Linked DNA regions of Homo sapiens: regions 2, 3 and 4 are each linked to region 1. A link is a contact called in ENCODE Hi-C data. All regions are on one chromosome and are shown on one strand. Each heading gives the region's core, a stretch centred on a gene start or an enhancer-like site at or near the end of the contact. The rest is flanking DNA. Distances are from core to core; before and after follow the strand shown.

Region 1 (2,700 bases), core at 173-2,672:
ATGGGGATGTGAAAATGTTGTAATGGAAAAGCTGCATATAGAGAGAGAGTCTGTGAGACGGTAAGTTTTAAGTCATAGATAATCATGAGTCTTAGAGGTGGGAAGAACATCTAGAGAGAGCTTATTCAGAAAGACATTCTGGGCTATTTCAACAGTAAAGATGATGCTATCTCCATTTTTGGGGGGAGAGTCATGGCCTTTGGTAGTTTTGAGTGTATTTACCACTAGGTAGTAATATCTTGTTTTCAAACTGATTATTGCTGACTGAATCATGTCCCCTTAAAGATATGCTCAAGTCCTAATCCCCGGTACCTATGAATGTGAGTTTATTTGGACATACATCCTTTGTAGATCTAAAAAAGTTAAGATGAGGTTTTACTGGAACACTAGTTCAATGACTGGTACCTTTATAAGAAGAGAAAAATTTGAACACTGATACAGACACACAGGGAGAGTGCCGTGTGACAAATGAGACAGAAATTGGAGTGATATATCTACAAGCCAAGGAACACCAAGAATTGCAGGCAGCCTGCGGAAGCTGGAAAAGGCAAGGAAGGATTCTCCCTTGGCGCCTTCAGAGGGAGCCTGGCCCAGCCAACACCTTGATTTTGGATTTCTAGCCTCCAGAATTGTGAGAAAATACACTTCTGTTGTTTACTGCCACCCACTTTATGGTCATTTGTTACAGCAGCCCTAGAAAACCAATACACTGACCAAATGACCACATCTCTTTGTCCCCTCTCTTATTTTATTTATTAATTCACTTATGTTTTATAGAGATGGGGTCTCACTATGTTGCCAAAGCTGGTCTCAAACTCCTGGGCTCAAGAAATCCTCCCACCTTAGCCTCCCAAAGTGCTGGAATTACAGGCATGAGCCACTGTGCCCAGCCCCCTCTCTTATTGTAATCAGTAGATTAATCCTGGTTCTCAATAGCCTTGAGGTTTCTGATGGAAATTTTAATATAATTATTAACATATTCTTTGTTTTTGAGACGGAGTCTTGCACTGCTGCCCAGGCTGGAGTGCAGCGGCACGATCTCGGCTCACTGCAAGGTCTGCCTGTTGGGTTCACGCCATTCTCCTGCCTCAGCCTCCCCAGTAGCTGGGACTACAGGTGCCCGCCACCATGCCTGGCTGATTTTTTATATTTTTAGTAGAGACGGTGTTTCACTGTGTTAGCCAGGATGGTCTCTATCTCCTGACCTCGTGATCCACCTGCCCTGGCCTCCCAAAGTGCTGGGATTACAGACGTGAGCCACCACGCCCTGCCAACATATTCTATTTTTACATTAAAATAATATATATTTGGATTGGGGAAACCTTCTGATGACTGAGTTGGTAAGCTCCTAGGAAAGACAGAAACTCACTCTGTAGGCCCCATCCTGCACAGCTAGTAGATGCTGCAGGGAGAACTGGGCATCCCCCAATGATGTGATGCTTCAGTTTCAACATCTGTAAACGCTGCTGATATTTCCTTCCTGCTACTTCAGAATAAAAATACGTCTTTAAAGTATTTTGAGCTCTATGGAGCCTGCTGTAGAAATTTAGAGGTAGCATGATAATCATCCTTCATCTTCGTTTTTTTTTTTTTTTTGAGTCTTGCTCTGTCGCCCAGGAGGCTGCTTTTTTTTTTTTTTTTTTTTTTTGACTGACCTTCCCTTCTTCTGAACTTGTTATTCACATCTTGTCCTCAAGACATTTTCTCCTTGGTACCGAGCAATAATTTTTGTTCTGATGTCATTGGTGATTCCGCACCTATGGAAAGCTGTTATTTTCCATTCTATCAGGAACTCAGGTATTTATTTCAATCTGTTCGTAGCAGAGAAGAATATTTCTGTTGAATGTATTCCTGTTCTTGTCAGGTTGTAAAGATGAGTAGAATGGGATGCCTCCCTAGCGCTGTGAGTTGTTGTTGTTGTTTGTAATATGTGAAATTGATGTAAACCCTCCTGACTTCAAGTTTTCGAAACCTCCCACTACTGCAATGAGTCAGATAGAACCAGGAACTGACACTAAGCTGATGACCCGAAAAGGGATCCATTGCTGAATTACACCATCATTAGTGAGAAGCTCCTGATCTCCTACTTTCTAACTCCAAGAAAGGTTCTATTTGTCGGTTGAAAGAGAAACTCAGCCACAGGTGGTGGGGTACGTCTATAATTCCAGCACTTTCGGAGGCTGAGGCAGAAGGATCACTTGAGGCCCGGAGTTCAAGAGCAGCCTGGGCAACAGAGTGAGACCCTGTCTTTACAAAAATAGATAGGGATATTTTTGTATGCTTCCTTTCTGGCTCCAGTATAACCTTCTTCTAGAGCTTCTTTGTCCTCAAACCTTAAGGAAAATATGAATAGCTATTCGGTTTTGTTTTTCAGTGTGTACAACCTTTGGGCTCTTATTCTGTCTGCAAAATTTAGACGTTTTTGTTGCTCATTGCTCACCTTCTTAATTTTTTTTTGTTTTTGTTTTTGTTTTGTGAGATGGAGTCTTGCTCTGTCGCCCAGGCTGGAGTGCAATGGCGCAATCTTGGCTCACTGCAACCTCTGCCTCCTGGGCTCAAGTGATTCTCCTGCCTCGGCCTCTCAAGCAGCTGGGATTACAAGGTGCCTCCCACTCAGCTAATTTTTGTGTTTTTGGTAGAGATAGGGTTTCACCATGTTGGCCAGGCTGGTCTCGAACTCCTGTGATCCACCCACCTTGG
Region 2 (2,700 bases), core at 97-2,596, 5.4 Mb after region 1:
CTCAACACACACAAAACCGAAGTAAAATGCTCATCCTCTGGCTCCCCTACAGTAGTAAAAATTAATTGCCACATAAAATTGCTGATTCCTACCAAATGAAGCTGTACGATTTATCAGCTCATGGATGGCGCAAACTCAATGGTGGTTTAACTACATCACCTGAGTTATTGCTGTGTTTTCTCTCAGTGACAGCTTTACGGGGAATGTAAGTTTTGCGAATTCATTCATGTAGGACAAACTTCCAAAGTAAACAAAAGCATTAAGCAGACACAGCTCTCCCGTGGCTATGTCACAGCGATTCTCAAAGCCACAGGGTGTCTGGGCAAGAAGGGTGGACACCCCGTGTAGGGACCCCTGCAGCAACTCCATCAGGCACGGTTTTCCCCCACCCCCAGGCTGCAGTGCCACCTTCCAGGGGTGCTCTCTGCTGAAGCCCTCAACCCCCCGCACCCCAACTTTAGAGGCCATCGTAATTTAATTATCCAACTCCAATTCCACATAGGAATCCAGTTATTTAAAATGCATTAAAAAAATAAATCACTGCCAGTAGGTTTTGTATTTTTGGCCAGGACAAAGAATTTATAAACAGCTTATATATATGGTGTGGAAGACAGTTAGATGGTGAATACCTCAGGGAACACCATAGTCTCCTCGGTTTTCACCAGAGTTTGCCTGGGAGCCGGGACATCCCTATCATTTTATGGGCTATTTCTGTTTTCTTCATCATTTGTCCCCTGTCCATTAGACAACAATGGATTGATCTTTTTCTAATCTGAATTAGGCCAGGCACAAACAGGTAAGTTACCTTCCGGTTTCCATAATTACGGGAACAGGCAAGTACTTCTTCCAAACTCAGGCCTTCAGAGAAAAATAACTGTGGTGGGAGGGGTGCAATCCCTGGGGAAACAGCGTTCTTGGTGAGGACAATGCTGAGGTCACCCATCGGTCTCCGAAGAATAGCAGTTCTACTTCTCAAGGGAAGAGAGCCCCAACTCTAAGAATTTCAGGTACATGAAAAAAAAGTGCCACAATCCATTGTCCAAGTTTGCCTTATGTTCTATTTATAGTCAGAGTGCGTGCTCTGAATCTGTTTTAGAATCATGTTCTTCAGGACAACTTGAAATAAAAATCAGAGAAGTTTAGTTTCAAAAAAGGCAGAGAGGTGACTATCCACCCAGGAGACTTCACCCATTCCCGCCACGCCAGTGTCCCCAGTCAGCCTTGACCCTGCTTCCCTGACTGTGTAGTGAGATGTGGGGATTCAGCCCAAGGCTTGTGGTTAAAGACAGAGGAAGAAAAGACAAAGAATGAAACCTTTCTGGTTTGGTGACTTAGCTCAGAGCTGGTCTGGCTCTTCTCTACTTTCTTGCCAAGTTTTGCATATTTGGGATTTCAGTTTCACAAGCTTCCCCACCTCACTGGTTTTACTGCTTAACGAGCAGAGAATATGCTCTAATGATTATCTGAAACACACCCACAGGTAACCACAACTGTTTCACACAGAACAGGAAATGCCCAGCAAAGAAACTCTCACTTGATGATGAAATGTTTGCCACTAGAAAATACATCGTACTGTCCCCATTCCATGGGCTCCCCAAACCACTCTGCACAAAAACTGTGGTTGCGGAGGGGCTGCTTGACAGACTGTTCTTTGACTGGGCTCTTCAGGTTCCAGTCTTTCCAGGGAGGTCCAGCCATCATCAGATCCAAATGGAAGTCTTGCAACTGGGGCACTCTGCTTGAACTCAAATGCCCCCAACAAGAGCCTTGTTCTCTTTGTGATGATTTCCTGTGCTGCACACATGAATCTGTGCTTTTCTCAATGTGCACTTTTTAAAAAATTGAAAACAACCCAAGGATGAGTCAACATTTTAATGCAGCTCATACCTGACTGTCAACTTCAGCAAAATAAAGGGAAGGAAGAGCAAAGCCCGCAGGGGCTTTGGGGAAGGCGAGGTGGCGAAGGGAAGAGGCAGGATCCGGCTAACAAATGCCAGTATCAGGGAAATACCAAGTCCACATCCTGCGCAGTCAGCTCCCCAGGATTTGTTTTTGTGGGTCTCTGAGCTGAGAGCTAAGGGGGCCGGAGGGAGAAAGTGGGAGGTAAAGTTAGAGGAGGGACTCACTGTAGGAGCACACTGCCAGCTCTTGTGGCCAGCCCCAGTGGAAAAGAAATCCCACTAAATTTACATCCATTCGTGCTCCATATGAAGAAGCTGAGGGTCACTGTCCTCTTCTAGCTATTTCATTCAGCTGGCTTTCCAGTCTATCAGAAAAATGCCATCATCGGCTGGGTGTGGTGACTCTCACCTATAATCCCAACACTTTGGGAGGCTGAGGTGGGCGGATAGCTTGAGCCTAGGATAGCTTGAGACCAGCCTGGGCAACATGGCGAAACCCTGTCCTAAGAAAAATACAAAAATTAGCCTGGCTTGGTGGCATGCGCCTGTAATCCCAGCTACCCAGGTGGCTGAGGTGGGAGGATCGCTTGAGCCCAGAAGGCAGAGGTTACAGTGAGCCCTGATTGTGCCATGGCACTCTAGCCAAAAAAAAAAAGCCGTCATCTTCTTGATGGTGAACTCCCTCTAATGCTCAGGCTGATGTCCTAACACCCAGGACAACGTCTGAGTGACCAGTGGCTCTTGGCTGAGGGATGTGAGCTATGAGCCCCTACATCACAGCTTCTGTTAACATGGCGAT
Region 3 (2,700 bases), core at 64-2,563, 5.0 Mb after region 1:
ACCCCCAAAGACACTGCACAGAGGGAAGGTAATCTCTCAGCAGCTGGGCCTTGGAACACAGCTGCGAGGGCAGTGATCTCTTTATCTAGGAGGCCTGCAGGCTGGTAGCCCCAACACACCGGTCTAAGACTATATCACACTGGGACATGACAGGTGATGCAAGAAGGTCCCAACAAGCTCTGTAAGAACTGCTATAGGCACGAGAGGCACCAGGTTGCCCATGTGCCACCCACTCATCAGAGGTCACATCCTAACCTCAGCTCACACTTCAGGACTTCCCCCTTCCTGATCTGACTGAGTCATATCTACCAACCTACAGGGTCTGTTGTAGAAATTAATCAGACAGGCTCATCAATCACATGGTAAGCCTTCCGCCTTCTCCCTTCTACCCCCACATCGCGCTGCAAGCTCCACCACACATTCGAGAATGCCATCATCTGCCAAAACAAAACTGGAGGGACTCTAAGCTGCCAGGCGGGTCTGTCACATGACAAGTATACCCGAGCTCTGTGGCACCTCTCAGGTCAAACAGCCAAAGCTATCTACCTGACTCCTACTGCAGGGGAGGGTTCTGGAGGGCAGGATAAATTCTAGTAAGACTACTCCCACCACCAGCCACAGCACAATGGCGGGGGAGCCGCTGCATGTGTAACAACAGCCATCTGTCTATTCACAGATCAAAATAGCACCAGATTCTTGCCTCTTAAGGCAGAGAAAGAGATTTCTGCAAAGAAGGGCTTCACCGCCAGGCGCAGTGGCTCACGCCTATAATCCCTGCACTTGGGCAGGCTGACGCAGGTGAAATGCTTGAGCCCAAGAGTTCAAGACCAGCTGGGCAACATGGAGAAATCCCCATCTCTATAAAAAATTTAAAAAATAGCCAGGTATGGTGGCATACACCTGTGGTCCCAGCTACACAGGAGGCTGAGTAGGGAGCCAGGAAGGTCAAGGCTGCAGTGAGCTATGATAGCAACACTTCACTACAGCTTAAGTGACAGAGAAAGATCCTGTCTCACAAAAAAAATAAAAAAAAAGAAGAAGAAGAAAGAAGGAAGAAGACGAAGAAAGGCTTCATGAAGTCCTAATTCAAAGCTAAGTCCAGGCATTTGGCTTTAAATTACTTAGAACTGGCCACGGAATTAATCTAAGAAGTTTGGAGGAACAGCTGCTCAACGGGTCTTGAGCTCCTTCTTTATTTTTTGGCATGCCATGGGGGTGGGGGAACAGGAGAAGAAAGGGGCACCTCATTTGCAAACACTTGCCCCACTTCCTTCTAAGCACTCTGGATATGACAATCAGGCCTCCTGACTTAGGGCAAAGACCTGGGTGGAGGGGTGTTAAAGAGGAAATGACACAGCCAACCAGAGTCACCCGGCTTTAAAGCAAACACCTTGGGATGCCAAGGTGAACTCTTCTCGGCTTTTCGTTACAGATCTAAGCGAGAGTCAAAAGACTCTGGAAGAGTTAACCCAACTTCCAAAAATGAGTAATCATCTTCCTCGTTAGAAATGGCCCAGGCTCCAGAAACAAAGATTCATTCTATTGTTTGTCCGCAGCACACCCCAAAATGCTTGAAAGACTGCCAAGTACACCAGCTGCGGCTATAGCTGTCACTGTCCCCCTAGTGGAGCCATCTGAACCAGGCTTGGTTGTACTTCCCTTGCTCTCAGGAAGCTCATTCACTAAGTCAGCAGCAAAACTCTAAAGCCAGGCCTCTGAGCACTCCTCCATGCACCTCCCAAACCAAATGTGGACTGGCCTTCACCTCGCTGTGGAAAGGGGTTCTTCCCCAGTGTCATCTGGATGGAGTTCAAAAATGTGCAGGAGAAGGAAAAGTTACACATCAAAAAACCAACACGGCCGGGCACAGTGGCTCACGCCTGTAATCCCAGCACTTTGGGAGGCCAAGGCAGGCAGATCACCTGAGGTAAGGAGTTCGAGACCAGCCTGGCCAATATGGTGAAACCCTGTCTCTACTAAAAATACAAAAATTAGCAGGGTGTGGTGGCGGGCGCCTGTAATCCCAGCTACTTGGGAGGCTGAGGCAGGAGAATTGCTTGAACCTGGGAGGTGGAGGTTGCAGTGAGCCGAGATCGCGCCATTGCACTCCAGCCTGGGTGACAAAAGAGAGACTTCATCTAAAAAAAAAAAAAAAAACAAACAAACCACCAACACTGGCCACCTCGATCAGGAGCAGACCCAAGGGAGGTGGCATAGATATGTTCTCAGACTTAAAAATAATAATAATACCAGCCTAGGCAATATAGTGAGACCTCGTCTTGACAAAAAATAAATTAGCCAGGCATGGTGGCATGTGCCTGCAGCCCCAGATACTCAGGAGGCGGAAGCAAGAGAATCACTTAGGCAAGCCAAGGCTGCAGTCAGCCATGATCACACCACTGCCTCCAGCCTGGGCAATAAAGTGAGGTCCTAGCTTCGAAAATAATTTTTTTTTAAGTCATAAAATGTAAAAACAAAAAAAGAAACCCTATCCGACTGAATAACTGGATGGGATCAGAATTGATGAAATTTAACAAGTACTGGTCAGAGGTTGACATTGAAGCACCAAAACCCAGTTTCCAGTGTGCTGGATGAACAGTTAACAGCATGCCACCAGTCCTGACAAAAGCCTGCGTGGCAGGCAACTGTACTCATTCATTCAACAAACCCTTACTGAGTGACTACTTTGTGACTGCTGGG
Region 4 (2,774 bases), core at 30-2,529, 6.0 Mb before region 1:
TGTGTGTGTGTTGTGGGGTCAGGGTGAACTAGGTGCGTGTGTGTGTATGAATCCGTGTGTGTGGTGGGTTTCATGAACTAGAATCTGTGTGTTTGTGTGTGGGTGTGTTGGGTCGGGGTGAACTTGAATCCGTGTGTGTGTGTGTTGTGGGGTCAGGGTAAACTGGAATGCGTGTGTGTGTGTGTTGTGGGGTCAGGGTGAACTGGAATGCCTGTGTATGTCTTTTGTGGGGTCAGGGTGAACTGGAATGCCTGTGTATGTCTTTTGTGGGGTCAGGGTGAACGGGAATCCGTGTGTGTGTGTGTTTGGTCAGGGTGAACTGGATAACTGGAATCCGTGTGTGTGTGTGTGTGTTTTGTGGGGTCAGGGTGAACTGGAATCCGTGTGTCCGTGTGTGTGTGTGTGTGTGTGTGTGTGTGTGCGTATGCTGTGGGGTTGGGGTGAACTAGAATCCGTGGAAGTGCTCAGTCTCTCCCGTGTTTGACTGACTCCCGGCCGCATACCCAGTCCCTGACACACGGGGGCGCACAACAAATATTTCCCGAAAGATCCAGGAGCAGCATCTCCACCAGCAAGCTGGGCTGCTGGGTGGGTACTTCCTTCAAAGCTGAGGGAGCGTCCTACGCCCACGCGCGCAGGAGGGCGCCCCCCGCAAAGCAACGTCTAGGAGACCACAGTGGATGCCACAGCGGGCCCGAAGCGGATCAGCCTTGTGGGGTACGCATGCTAATGTAGGCGTGGAGTCCCCCAGGGGGACGCCAGCAGTTCCAGCTGGGATCCAGGTTTCGCTAGGGGAGAGCCTCTGGCTATGGGAAAGGGGTCTCCGAGTTGATGTGAAGGCCCAGGTCGAGGTGTACACTGGGGGCGGGGAAGTGGAGGTGACCACACGAGCGCCCCATCACTGAGCGCCGCCGCGAAATCTGCGCTCTTTGGGTCACTTGGAGCGCGGCCAGTTTGGCAGATTTGTTTTTTTCCCGGAACAACCCGCGGCGGCTCGGCTGTCCCGGGAAACTGCAAACTTTGCTGTGCGCGTTCTCCCGCGCGCGGGCTCAACTTTGTAGAGCGAGGGGCCAACTTGGCAGAGCGCGCGGCCAGCTTTGCAGAGAGCGCCCTCCAGGGACTATGCGTGCGGGGACACGGGTCGCTTTGGGCTCTTCCACCCCTGCGGAGCGCACTACCCCGAGCCAGGGGCGGTGCAAGCCCCGCCCGGCCCTACCCAGGGCGGCTCCTCCCTCCGCAGCGCCGAGACTTTTAGTTTCGCTTTCGCTAAAGGGGCCCCAGACCCTTGCTGCGGAGCGACGGAGAGAGACTGTGCCAGTCCCAGCCGCCCTACCGCCGTGGGAACGGTAACTGCAGCCCCCACCTCGGCCGGCGCCTCTCCAGCCCGCCGGCCGTGCGCGCCTTGCCTCCCTCCTTCCTGCCGGCTTCCTAGTTCCCCCCTGCGCCCCCAGCGTGGTCTAGGGGAGCCTGGTTGAGTGGGACTGAGTGGCCCCGACGGCCTGCGCTGAAACTTTGGGAAGAGGGCCCGTTCCGCTCTCTCCATCGCTTGCCTTGCTCAGCTTGTCCTCCCTTCCCTCCTAGCCGGGGGGCTAGGGGACACCTCGTACTATTCGAGATTTAGGAGAGGAGGGCTCGTGATCTGGCACAGCGGCTAACAGCGAGGGCTCCTTTGCCTGCGTTCCGGTCCCCACCCCTTGCCTGCCGGCGGTGGGACCTCAACCCTCTCTCTGTTAAATGGGAACCACGGTGATCCCCGCAGACTGTTGGCGGGGATGGACAGAGTTGATTATGGTACGCGTTTCGCGGCAGTGGCTCTGTCAAGTCTGAGTACACTGGAGCTGAGCGTCCTTGCTGCAGGGCTCTTAGAGGGACCTTGAGGAGGTGGAAACCAGGCAGGAGACATTTAGACGTGTGGAGTGTTAGGCTCCAGGTGACAGCTTTGCGGTTTATGGAGCAGTAAAATTACTTGTGGGTGATTGTGGGTGTATCATTTCCAGATCTTTATTCTTGAACTTCTGGGCTCCTGGGCTAGTTGACGTGGCCCTCCCTGTTGTCTCAACTTACAGGCTATTTCCTCCTTTTGGGTCTCGCCGGCCTGACCTTCACCCTTGGTACCGCCATTGCCTAGATTCACAGTCCACCTTCTGCCACCTGTAAACTGTGTGGCTTTGGACAGGTTACTTAACGTCTCTGAAGAAGCTAAAGTTTCTGCAATAGCAAAGTAAAGGCCCTGGTCTAGCAGTGCCATGAGCCTTGGGTGACGCAGCGGAGCGCTTGAGTGCCCAGCAGAGCCTCCCTTTCCCCCTCCCAGCTGCTAGAGGCAAGAGGGGGAGGTTTTCAGGTCTTCTCTGTGTGCCCTTTAGGAAGATTTTTATTTGGGCAAGAAGTGAGTCACAAATTGTATGATGTCACTTTTCAGGGGAAGCAGCTGCAGTCCATTTCCCCCTTCATGAAAGTAAAAAGTTCAGACAATAGCTGGGCAGTGACTTCTTACCCAGCTGTGTACCAGTTGCCCCAACATGTGGGCTCCTGTTCAACATGTTTAGAAATAATCACTACAGGAACTTTTTTTCAGTCTCTACAAAATCTTTTTAAAATATGGATGTGGTTTTTAAATATCGGCAAAGGTTGACAGTTGCATATTATCTTAGTCTCGTGGGCAGTGGTGATAATGGGAATATTTCTTGACTATTTAGATTGTGCCACCTAGCATTTTACATGCATTGTTTCATTCATCCTCCCAACCACCTGTGACATAGGTACTGTTGTTTTCC

What was found. Hi-C counts contacts between places; a loop is a spot of excess contacts on that map. Pooled maps may share reads with other maps.
Region 2: a loop to region 1 is called in a pooled map, with 22 times the contacts of the local background. The contact joins two enhancer-like sites. A Hi-C loop is called at or near these places in 5 of 37 single-sample maps with no recorded cell type and 3 of 50 pooled maps.
Region 3: a loop to region 1 is called in a map with no recorded cell type, with 10 times the contacts of the local background. The contact joins two enhancer-like sites. A Hi-C loop is called at or near these places in 3 of 37 single-sample maps with no recorded cell type and 3 of 50 pooled maps.
Region 4: a pooled map shows a loop between it and region 1 (22-fold over the local background). The contact joins the promoter of CASP7 here to the enhancer-like site in region 1. A Hi-C loop is called at or near these places in 2 of 37 single-sample maps with no recorded cell type and 4 of 50 pooled maps.

Annotation. Positions count from the first base shown.
Region 1 is chr10:119,702,674-119,705,373 of GRCh38, forward strand. No RefSeq gene overlaps it. Among named protein-coding and RNA genes, the nearest start is that of INPP5F, 22 kb to the right of the region's middle. RefSeq lists enhancers at 1,265-1,314, 1,325-1,374, 2,005-2,284. Within about 2 kb of position 1,423, at least 6 of the 41 ENCODE cell types and tissues checked have a DNase peak (open chromatin) inside an H3K27ac peak, as active enhancers do.
Region 2 is chr10:125,063,530-125,066,229 of GRCh38, forward strand. The region is part of intron 2 of CTBP2 (C-terminal binding protein 2); the gene reads right to left. Among named protein-coding and RNA genes, the nearest start is that of MIR4296, 32 kb to the left of the region's middle. RefSeq lists an enhancer at 1-51. Within about 2 kb of position 1,347, at least 15 of the 41 ENCODE cell types and tissues checked have a DNase peak (open chromatin) inside an H3K27ac peak, as active enhancers do.
Region 3 is chr10:124,718,023-124,720,722 of GRCh38, forward strand. The region is part of intron 1 of FAM53B (family with sequence similarity 53 member B); the gene reads right to left. Among named protein-coding and RNA genes, the nearest start is that of FAM53B-AS1, 15 kb to the left of the region's middle. Within about 2 kb of position 1,314, at least 33 of the 41 ENCODE cell types and tissues checked have a DNase peak (open chromatin) inside an H3K27ac peak, as active enhancers do.
Region 4 is chr10:113,678,633-113,681,406 of GRCh38, forward strand. It overlaps CASP7 (caspase 7), which reads left to right and starts at 1,280. Exons shown (of 7, transcript NM_001227.5): 1 at 1,280-1,346. RefSeq lists an enhancer at 1,866-2,155.